Regions from separate parts of the Homo sapiens genome. Here region 2 is linked to region 1. Evidence: chromatin loops called from intact Hi-C (ENCODE). Cell type or tissue: endothelial cell of umbilical vein. All regions are shown on one strand. Each heading gives the region's core, and the rest is flanking DNA. Links, peaks and the distances in the headings are about the cores only.

Region 1 (5,380 bases), core at 94-5,093:
GAGGATGCTACTAGCCTCTAGTGGATAGAAGCTAGAGATGCTTCTAAACATTCTACAATGCACAGGACAGTCTCTCATAGCAAAAATATTATCCAGCCCTAAATGTCACTAGTACTAAGGGTAAAATTCGCTTGAAAAGCATATTACTCAGAACAGGCTCCAAATTTTGAGAAATATACCGCTAGGGGTATAGTCTGATCTATTTGGAAGGGGTGGGTTGTTCAGAGAATGAATAAAGTCTTGCTTTGAAAGGTGAGAAGAAGGAAGCATTGTTGCAGAGATATTGGCTCCTAAGAATAGGGGAGAAAAATAAGGAAGTGGAGTACATCAATGAGGGGTGAACTTCCAGAGGAATTTTCCATTAAACTAAAGAGAAATTTACTGCCATTTTCTTTATTGACCCCACCCTCATTAAAGGCAGAATGAAGGAACAAGACAGCAAAGAATGTGACTGGCCCCATGGAAAGGAAGTTGTATCCTATCCTGGGGACTCTGTCCAGATGTTCCAGGTGGTGACAAACAGCAACATAATATAGTGGTTTATGCAGACTTCTTCACACATGTGAGGAGCAAGCTTGGAAGTTCAAAGGGTTTGATGTAAGTTGCTCTGTCTGGTAGGCATTGTGGTTCTTCTACCTCCAATATACTTTCACCCATTCACCCCTCTCTGAAGTTAGTATCCTCCTGATCTCACCCTGGGTGTCCTCGCCTCTCCCTCTTTGTTCTTTGTCTTAAGCCTTAAGGGATAAGAATGTGGCTCAGGCCTTAGATCATTATCATAATCCCGTCCTCAAGCCCCAGTAGTACAGAAAAAAAAAAAATGACCCAATTCTGACTATAGAGATGTAAAAAGAGGTTTGCCAGAGATAACAGAGAAGGAAGCTTCTTAGCTCTTTTGAGGGAATTTCTGAAAGTTACCCCACTCTCTAGATGTGGCTGAAAAAAAGTATCTCTGTGTATTAGGGTTCTTGCACACAATAGAAATGAACTGTGGATAATTTAAGCAGAAAGCAAATTTATTAAAGGATATCAATGAGTTCATAGACTCTCTGGAAGACCAGAGAATCCGGCTTCAGGGCCACACAACAATTTATCCTATTGTAGAACTGCTCCAAAGAAAACACCACCATTGCTCCCAATGAGCACAAATACCCCACTGGCAAGGGTGCTGGTCCCTAGGGACTTTCACCTGAACTTCTGCAACTGCTGCTTCTGGAGCTAGTACTGCCACTCTTGCCAGGAGGGTTTCTGCATGGTGATTGCATCTTCATGTCACCAGATTTCACAGAGCTGCAAGGGAGACTGGGAAACAATTTCTGATTTTCACATTGAGAAAATAAGGACTTATAAGATGGAGAACTCTCCATAGGAAAGGTTTTCAAGGGTGCCTTGTGGCCATAAAGAAAACATATGTCCACTATACCTTGGGAGTTGTTGTCAGCCATCTTATAACTTTGATAGGGAATTAGTTTGATGTCCCAGAAGCCAGAAAACGGAGTTAGAAAGAAACTAGGTGGACGATGATATCTCTGAGATGCTGAGTCAAACCCCAGGTGAAGTCCACTCTATTTCTGGGATCTCGGTCCATTGCCTAATAAATCCCCTCCATTGTTCAAACATGTTTGAATTGGGTTTTTTCATCGTTGTTCTTTACAAATGACTGCATCCTAATTGATACATTAAACAAACAAAAAATCATTAGAAAACACTCCTAAATTCCTTTTTTTTTTTTTTTTTTTTTTTTGAGACAGAGTCTTGCTCTGTTGCCCAGGCTGGAGTGCAATCAATGGTGCGATCTCAGCTCACTGCAACCTCCGCCTCCTGGGTTCAAGCGATTCTCCTGCCTCAGCCTCCCGGGTAGCTGGGATTACAGGCGCCCACGACCATGCCCGGCTAATTTTTGTATTCTTAGTAGAGATGGGGTTTCACCATGTTGGTCAGGCTGGTCTTGAACTGCTGACCTCATGATCCACCCACTTCAGCCTCCCAAAATGCTGGGATTACAGGCATGAGCCACCGTGCCCAGCAACACTCCTAAATTCTTAATGATGGCATTACTGGATTATAGAATATGTGCATTTTAAATTTGGGTATATGTTATCATAGATTATCTTCCAATTTTTTGCACGATTTTTTATTTCCAGTAACAGTTTTTGATAGTTTTCTTATACCCTCACTGACACTAAATTCTGTCCTACTTTTTAATATTTATTAACCTGTTAGATGAAAAGTAGTGTATCATTGTACTTTTAATCTTTAATGAATGAATTGTGAGTGAAATCAAAACTCAACATTCAAATTGATTAGGTGTACACAGTACATCATGTTTTCTACGTGTTTTTGTCCTTCCATGTTAAGTTCAGGAACAGAGTCCAAAAGATCAATCCTGCTTATAACTGACTTTAAGAAAGATAGAAAACTACTCCAGTCCAAACAGCCCCCAGCCTCTGCTACCTCTGCCCCACAAGGTGTCACTGTTGAGACACAGAATATCTACTACAGCACGACCTTTCGCAGGATGGAGCTATTAAAATTTAAATGCTCTGGGCTGGGCGCGGTGGCTCGTGCCTGTAATCCCAGCACTTTGGGAGGCCAAGGCAGGTAGATCACGCGCTACTCGGAAGGTTGAGGCAGGAGAATCGCTTGACCCCGGGTGGCGGAGGTTGCAATGAGCCGAGATCACATCACTGCCCTCCAGCCTGGCTGACAGAGCGAGACTCTGTCACCAAGAAAAAAAAAATGTAAATGCTCTGACAATCTATGGTTCCAAAGTTACAAACACAAAGGGCTTTTTTCCTAGGACACATGTGTGATGCTAGAGTAAAATTTGTAGGAACTGAGCTAGAAACTTGTTGTTGCTGCCAGGATTGTTAAGTCCAGGTAAGCAGTCCAGGCTCCCCTCTCCATGGCGAATTTCTCCTGTCTTTTGCTGCTGCCACGTCAGGTCAGGGCCATTCCAGTCCAGAGGTGATATAGCAATATTAACCCTCCTAAAGGAAGTGATCAGGGGTCTCAGTAACTGCCTTCCCAGAAGCTTAGTCTTTGGGAAAATTTGCTGACTTTCTCCCAGCAGCCTTTGAACTTCATGTACCAAAGAAAATGATGAAAAGAGCTTCATTGTCAATTCCCACATGTCCAGCTACAACCTTCCCCTGTGTTTCCTTACATCTACCTAATTAAAATGATCCCTCGGTATGTCTCCCAGAACAGAGGGCTATTAGGGGATCTCCACTAACGGAGATGCTTTACTTATTCGAGGCAGTTCAGCCCAGTGGATAAGAATGTCTGGAATCCTGACTTCCAGAGTTTAAATTCTAACTACAATATTTATCAGCTGTGTCACTCACTCTAGGCCGTTCACTCAACGTCTCTAAGCCTCAGTCTTCACACCTAAAGATGATAAAGAATACTACCTACCCCAAAGGGCTATCATGGGAGTTAAATAAAATACATTAAATACCTGACAGGCTGCCCAGAACACAGTAAGTACTCAATGTTAGTTACTGTTGCTTTTTTTTTTTTTTTTTTTTTTTGTAATTTTATCACTATCATTGCTGAAAGCCTCTTTTTTTTTTTTTTTTTTTTTTTTTTTAATAGTAATGGGGTCTTGCTTTTTGCCCAGGCTGGTCTTGAGCTCCTGGACTCAAGTGATTCTCCTGCCTTAGCCTGCCAAAGTGCTGGGATTACAGGTATGAGCCACCATATCTAGCCAAAAGCCCTTCTTTGTATCTCCTCAATGTTTAGAAGTAGAAATAGTTCATCTCTAGAAAGAAAACATTCTATTAATAAATGATGGACAGAGTGCAGAGAGTTTTTTTTCTCACCAAATCTCATTTCACTTCCCCAAGTCAACCTCTTACCAATAACGGCCACTTTTTATATGATAAATTTAATATGATATCTTGCTGTTAAAAAAAAAAGTTTAAATGAAATTAACACATTTATTTGAGTAAAAGAATGATTCATGAATTGGGAAGCACCAAGACCAAAAGAGGTTATGGGCTCTGCTCTGGAAGCACCTACCTATTATAGGCTGAACACAGAAGCAAAGTGAAGAAATTACCTGAATTGCTACAGCTAAGTGTTTGCCTTATTTGGGTATAATCTGATGGGAGACACCTAGTTATATAGCCAATTCACTCAGTGGCTGTTTGTGATTGGTTAGGGCTGTATTTTTGTTTGTCTATTTAAGTCAGTTATAAGAAATACCTCTAAATTAGGCTTTGGGCTGGGCACGGTGGCTCACACCTGTAATCCCAGCACTTTGGGAGGCCGAGGCGGGCAGATCACTTGAGGTCAGAAGTTTGAGACCAGCTAGGCCAACATGGTGAAACCCTGTCTACCAAAAATATAAAAAATTAGCCCGGTGTGGTGGCACGTGCCTGTAATCCCAGCTACTCGGGAGGCTGAGGCAGAAGAATCGCTTAAACCCGGGAGCCAGAGGTTGCAATGAGCTGAGATCATGCCACTGCACTCCAGCCTGGGTGACAGAGTGAGACTCCATCTCATAAAAATACATAAATACATAAATAAACAAATAAATAAATAAATAAGGCTTCAGCTTGCTTATGTAAGGGCTCAGGGTGCAGAGACAACCTCAGGCTAGTGGCCTTCTTATTTGCTTTAAAACTGCTGAAACATCCCATTGCCATGGGAGTGACTTAAGCCAATTGTCTATTTTTGAGTATTTAGGTTGTTTCTACTCTTTTTTTCTTTTCTTTTCTTTTTTAAGAGAGACAGGGTCTCACTCCATCACCCAGGGTGGAATGCAGTGGTGCAATCATAGCTCACTGTAGCATCAAACTCCTGAGCTCAGATGATCCTCCTGCTTCAGCCTCCTGAGTAGCCAGTACTACAGGCAGACACCACCATCCCCAGCTAATTTTTAAACTCTTTGTAGAGATGGGGTCTCGCTATGTTGCCCAGGCTGGTCTTTAACTCCTGGCCTCAAACAATCCTTCTGCTTCAGTCTCCTAAAGCACTGGGGTTACAGATGTGTCACCCCACCTGACCTGTTTCCACTTTCTTGATGTTGTAAACAACATGGCCAAGATGGTAGTTAACTCTTTATGTGCATTTGTCATTCATTATTATTTTGTTGGATTATTCCAACAAAGTACTGATTATTCTAAGTACTGATTTGTTTTTTTTTTTGAAACAAGAGTCTCACTCTGTCACCCAGGGTAGAGTGCAATGGTGCAATCATAGCTCACTGTAGCCTCAAACTCCTGGGCTCAAATGATCCTCCTGCCTCAGCCTCCCAAGCAGCTAGGACTTACAGGCACATCCACCATGCCTAGCTAATTGTTTTATTTTTTGTAGAGACAGGGTCTCACTATGTTGCACAGGCTGGTCTCCAACTCCTGGGCTCAAGTGATCC
Region 2 (5,380 bases), core at 291-5,290, 400 kb after region 1:
GGGAGATGTCATGTGTGTCAGGTGTCCCCAGACTACTGAAATACTGATTTTATTTTGCGCCTCACATGTTGCGTATGCCATCAGGTTACCTGCAAGGCTGAGTTTTAACTCTGAACTGGTTCACTCTTTCAGAAACATCTTTAGCCTAGTACCCTTCTGCTCAGTCTTTTGTTTTCACAGCAGTACAGTTTTTACCTTGCATAACTGACATTGTCTGAAAAAGAAGACATATACTATAATTGCATAGTTTTGTTTTGTGAAACCAGCAGACATTTTTTGGTATTAGAAATCATAGGATCTCCCCTCTAATCTCAATTTACTGTTTTGTTTTTTTTTTTAAACTTTGTCGTCATGAGAAAAATCATTTTTTTATGAATGCCTATATTGCTTCTCACTATTTACTGAGAAACACTAGGCAAAAGGAATGATACAGTTTTAAAATGTTTGAAATCTCTGTGAGTAGCTCAGAAATTTTTCTGGAAAAGGTAGATGTACACATTTGCATTTACTCCCTCAGGTCCTCTGCCCTGACACAGTATATTTCACCTGTTCTCCTTCTAGCTCTTGCTCCCCTTATGGACAGCACTATTATTGTGTGTCTTGATAGATGTCCCCCTACCCCCAGAACTGGCAGACAGTGTTGGAATGCGGGCGTTGATAGTGGGCCAGGCTTCGCAGAATGTCTAAAAAGGGAATGTGTACATGAAGTTTTTTGGGGGAAGAGGAGCTAGAGCAAGTTAATCTGCTTGTTTCTCTAGAATCATTTAAAGGTAACCTCTGAATTGGGAAGGGAGGTTGTAGTTGGCAGGGAGTTTTCCATTTAATAGGCTTAATTTCCTAAGCCTGACTGAAGAAATACTGTCTTTCCTTTTTCTGCAGCTGAAAGTAGTGATGGCATCCACATAATTTTGAAGTGATGTCTTATATAGACTGAACTGTATTCAGTACCAAATAGTCACGCTTAAAAGTGTGTGAAGACTGAATCCAAGAAGTCTTGGGATTGGATTTTACCATATGAAATGTTTCATATTGAAAACACAAGATGACCTTTCTAATGAGCTGTATGAGAGGTGAATCTCCTCACTGTCACTGCCATAGCCAAGCATCCTCATGAGAGTGAGCACATCGGCACAGCATGCATCCAGCTCTGGAGGCCACGGTGCAGGCATAGCTGCCTGCTGCTCTGGCAGAGGCCAGTAAATACAGTTCCTAGAAGCAGCCTTTGCTGTCTTTTTACACTGTATGCGGTTTGGAAATGAATGTAGAAACTTACTGTGGGCATTTACCTTTCTGTGCCAGTTTGGCTTTTATTGCCTGAACCTTATGCTGACCTGGAGAGGAGATGGGGGACAGTGCTGTTGTGGGGCCAGCAGTGAATCTGTATGCGGAGAGTTGTGTTGTGCTGATGTGGCCGTTGGTGGTCAGGTAAGAGGCTCGGCACCTTCTTGGAAGAAATCATGTCTGAGGGTGTACGTTTGATATGATCATGCCAGATTGGAGAAGATCCAAGCCAGGAAGATGGGCTTGAAGCAAACTGCATTATCAGGAGTACCTTGGTGAGAGGATCAGTGTAAATCCTAATAGGTACAAAGACTTTTGTGTTTTGGCTTTGTCACAGATTTATTGAAAAACTTTTTTGCTTCTGCTTCCATTTTTAGCATTTTAGTTTCTGGTTTTCATTTTTGGAGATTCCTTGCCTTTTAAACTCGTGGTTTTTCTCTCATTTTCTTCCCTCTCTCCCTCCATCTCTGACCACCCCCACCCTAACCCCCCACCCCCACCATCCTATTAAACATTTTTAAAGCCCTACCCCAGACATTGGAAATAGGTGACCCAAGTAGGGGGAGAAAGTATTATTGTTGATAGCTTCTGACTAGGTGTTAAGGGATCTTCATTATGAACAAGATGAATTTTTTTCTGGAAACACTAGATGTTATCAATCAAACACTAAAATGTACCATACAAATCCCTTAAGCCTCTCAAATATTGAGCTTTAGTACAATCATGGATAGACATTCTGGTGATGATTTAGGGGCTTTTTATACACCACATACTAGCTTCTTTCTCTATAAGAGTGCCTCTTTCATAAAACCAAATGCTTGTCTGCTAGCATACTTTTCAAAGGGAATCCACTGTTTTCTCACTTTCCTCCCATATCTCCGTCCTTCATCCAAAACCTTCCCAGAATCCATCAGCAAGCATGTTTGAGGCCTGTGGTGTAGGGGACTGAATTTTTTTTTTAACTTCTATTCCATTTTAATTGTAGGATATCTTTGTCCATATACCCAGGTGTCCTGATTTGAATGTACTATTTGATCCTCATTGTGTTCAGGCAAAAAATAGGAAATGAGTAATTTTGAGTTTGAAATCTCTCCCAGAAGACAAACTACTTCAGTGAGTAAAAGCTTTGACATTTTATGTTTTATTCATAAAGGGGGTTAATTATTTGCTACAAAGAAGCACGATCTATTTTCATCATCGATTTGAAAATATCTGTAACTCCTATAGATCCTATAGGCAGAGAGTTTTCCTTTCTGACTTTTTCCCTTTGCTTTCGTGTGACCACATGTTTTCTGTACCAGTCACTGGGGAAAGAAGTGAGTTTATCTCGTTTGTTTTAAAAGTTTTGCTTGTCTATTTAGCATTCCTTTTTGGGTCTCAAGATTTATGGAACAATAAATGTCATTTAATGCTGTGTGCTTATTTTGAATTCCTCATCAGGTTTTAGAAGCGGGGTAAAAATACTTAGATGCTTATCAGACTTGAAATTATACTGAGTGGCATTGAACGTGAGTTTGTCCCAGTGAAACAGGCTAAATAAATTTTGGCACCAGCAAATTTGTTACTTTGTTTTTTTAATAGTAGGATGTACACATTTCAGTATAATAAATGTTTTCTGATTGTTTTGCAAATGTGTGTCTCATTTAAAATCCCAGTTCCTGCTACTGTCACTTCGTGTCATAGAATCAAGGAGTTTCCCTGTGTGTATTCTGAGCCAGTCTAAATGTAGTAAGAGGTTAGGCTCATAGTTTTTTCCTTTTCAGTTTATTTTCTGAAAGCTGATGCAACTGAGGATATGTTGTTATTCCATTAACTAACTAACTAACTAACTAACTAACTAAACTATTCCAGACTTTAAAAGGAAGCAAACCTGATTTTCTTTTTTTTTTTTTTTTTTGAGACGGAGTCTGGCTCTGTCACCCAGGCTGGAGTGCAGTGGCGCAATCTCGGCTCACTGCAAGCTCTGCCTCCCGGGTTCACGCCATTCTTCTGCCTCAGTCTCCTGAGTAGCTGGGACTACAGGCACCCGCCACTATGCCCGGCTAATTTTTTTTGTATTTTTAGTAGAGACGGGGTTTCACTGTGTTAGCCAGGATGGTCTTGATCTCCTGATCTCACGATCCGCCCGCCTCTGCCTCCCAAAGTGCTGGGATTACAGGCGTGAGCCACCGTGCCCAGCCTGCAAACCTGATTTTCTTACAAGAGGTTCTCCTGTTTTGTAAATGAGGCCATGGATCATTGAGCATCAAGTCCAATAGCTGTGACTGATGATAGGTTGTATCCTGGCTCAAAAGAAATCAATCATGTATAGAAGGCTCTGGTGGTTTGTTTTGTTTGTTTGTTTGTTTTGTTTTGAGATGATGATGGAGTCTCACTGTTGTCTCCTGGGCTGGATGGAGTGCAATGGCACAATCTCGGCTCACTGCCACCTCCGCCTCCTGGGTTCCAGCATTTCTCCTGCTTCAGCCTCCCGAGTAGCTGAGATTACAGGTGCCCAGCACCACGCCCGGCTAATTTTTGTATTTTCAGTAGAGATGGGGTTTTACTGTGTTGGCCAGGCTGGTCTCAAACTCCTGACCTCAGGTGATCCACCCGCCTTGGCCTCCCCAAGTGCTGGGATTATAGGCATGAACCACCGTGGCCAGCCTTAAGTTAATTTTTTTTAATAGAAACTAAACTAATTCATAATCACTGAAGCAAGTCTGTTATATGCTCATTTATTGAAGTTGCTTCCTGCATCAGTCCTCCTCCCCCATCATCTCTTCCACAACAAACAGTGGGTATAAATGTATATTTAACTAACTGCTATGGTATCCACACAATTTTTAGACCAAGGAATACTGGAATATATCATAAGGCAATAAAATGACTTTAATGCTTACTCTGATGATAATTGTGCTAAGTCCGTTTATGGGGAGATTATATATATATATAATCTGCTTCTCTTCCTAGAATGCAGCTGACATAATATATCCTTAAAAACACTTCTAAAACTGCCTAATAAAGGTATTGGTAGTCATGGGAACACATCTTGCTTTTGCCGTTTCACTTTTAAGTTTCTCATGAGCTCTGGCCCTTCAGTTTGGGGGAGTGGTTGTTTGGAAGGGCCAGCCACCATGAACACCTAAGTTTACAATGAAGGTGGTGATGACTGATTGACAGGTTCTTAATAAAGATCATAAATATGGACAGCATGGAGCAAGAATGAACCACAGCAGAGAGTAGGGTCATTTTATCAGATTTCAGATAACATCAGGAAGGTCTGCATTTGGAAAATGGTTTTGCTTGGATGTGTCTGCCATAAAATCATAGCAATAAAACCCTCTGACTTAATTTTTTTTAAAGCATTGCAATGGTTTATTCAATTTTATGAGTCTAAAAGGTACCAACACTTACTGATCTGAGTTTTAAGTGTGTAAAACTTTTGAGTAGCTATGGTGTAACCTGATTTTTAAGATTTCAAAATAAGCTTGAAAAAAAATCACATCCATTTTACATGCATCCATTCATTACTTCTAATTGATTATACTACAGATAACTTAAGCCTTAGTTCTTTCTCTTTAAGGTTCCCCCCAGTTTTACGAGAGGCATGGACATAATTAGCTTTTTTCCTTTAGTAAAAATGTGTTATGTGCTGTAGCATACACCAGAGCTTCTACTTTCCAATCAGGCAACACAGACTCCGAGCTGCTTTTGTTTTTGGTCCCTGGAGGTGTATATGACAAGTTGACAGAAACAAAAAGGTGAAGACCCTGCTCCACCCAGTATAGAGTCCTCTTTTCTTTGGTGTCTCATGGAAACCTATTAACATGCCTTCCACATAAGTCTCTATATATAAAACTATCAGGCATTATGAATTAATTTGCAGTACAGTCACTTTGATAAAGTTGCTATTTATCTTCAAAGTGGAAAAGTCCTGCTAATCAAAATGGAATTGTGAATTAAAGTAGGCCACTGGCTTAAGTATCAGGTAGAAAATCAACAGCTTATTTTTTCTGCTCAGTTTGTGCTAACACTGATGGTCTTTTTGAGGAATGCTGAGTATGCCAAGGGTAGAACTTTCGTACCTAGGTAGGTACCAATCTCTTAAGAGATCCAG

Evidence for each region. Peaks named below come from ENCODE experiments on the same cell type or tissue, not always from the same donor. Only the 100,000 strongest peaks of a DNase experiment are listed, where the experiment ranks them.
Region 2: it touches region 1 in a loop (8-fold over the local background); 15 of 110 quality-filtered maps call a loop at or near these places.

The regions. Positions count from the first base shown.
Region 1 is chr3:33,784,688-33,790,067 of GRCh38, reverse strand. No RefSeq gene overlaps it. Among named protein-coding and RNA genes, the nearest start is that of PDCD6IP-DT, 11 kb to the left of the region's middle. RefSeq lists an enhancer at 1-819 and a silencer at 2,548-2,607. In endothelial cell of umbilical vein, for the core only: a CTCF peak has its summit at 2,437 (motif pointing right); a DNase peak (open chromatin) is centred at 2,487.
Region 2 is chr3:33,385,868-33,391,247 of GRCh38, reverse strand. It overlaps FBXL2 (F-box and leucine rich repeat protein 2), which reads right to left. Exons shown (of 15, transcript NM_012157.5): 15 at 3,156-5,380. It overlaps UBP1 (upstream binding protein 1), which reads left to right. Exons shown (of 16, transcript NM_014517.5): 16 at 880-2,912. The coding sequence ends at 917. Among named protein-coding and RNA genes, the nearest start is that of UBP1, 52 kb to the left of the region's middle. In endothelial cell of umbilical vein, for the core only: no CTCF peak of the experiment used is centred there; a DNase peak (open chromatin) is centred at 2,327; H3K27ac peaks cover 1,740 bases.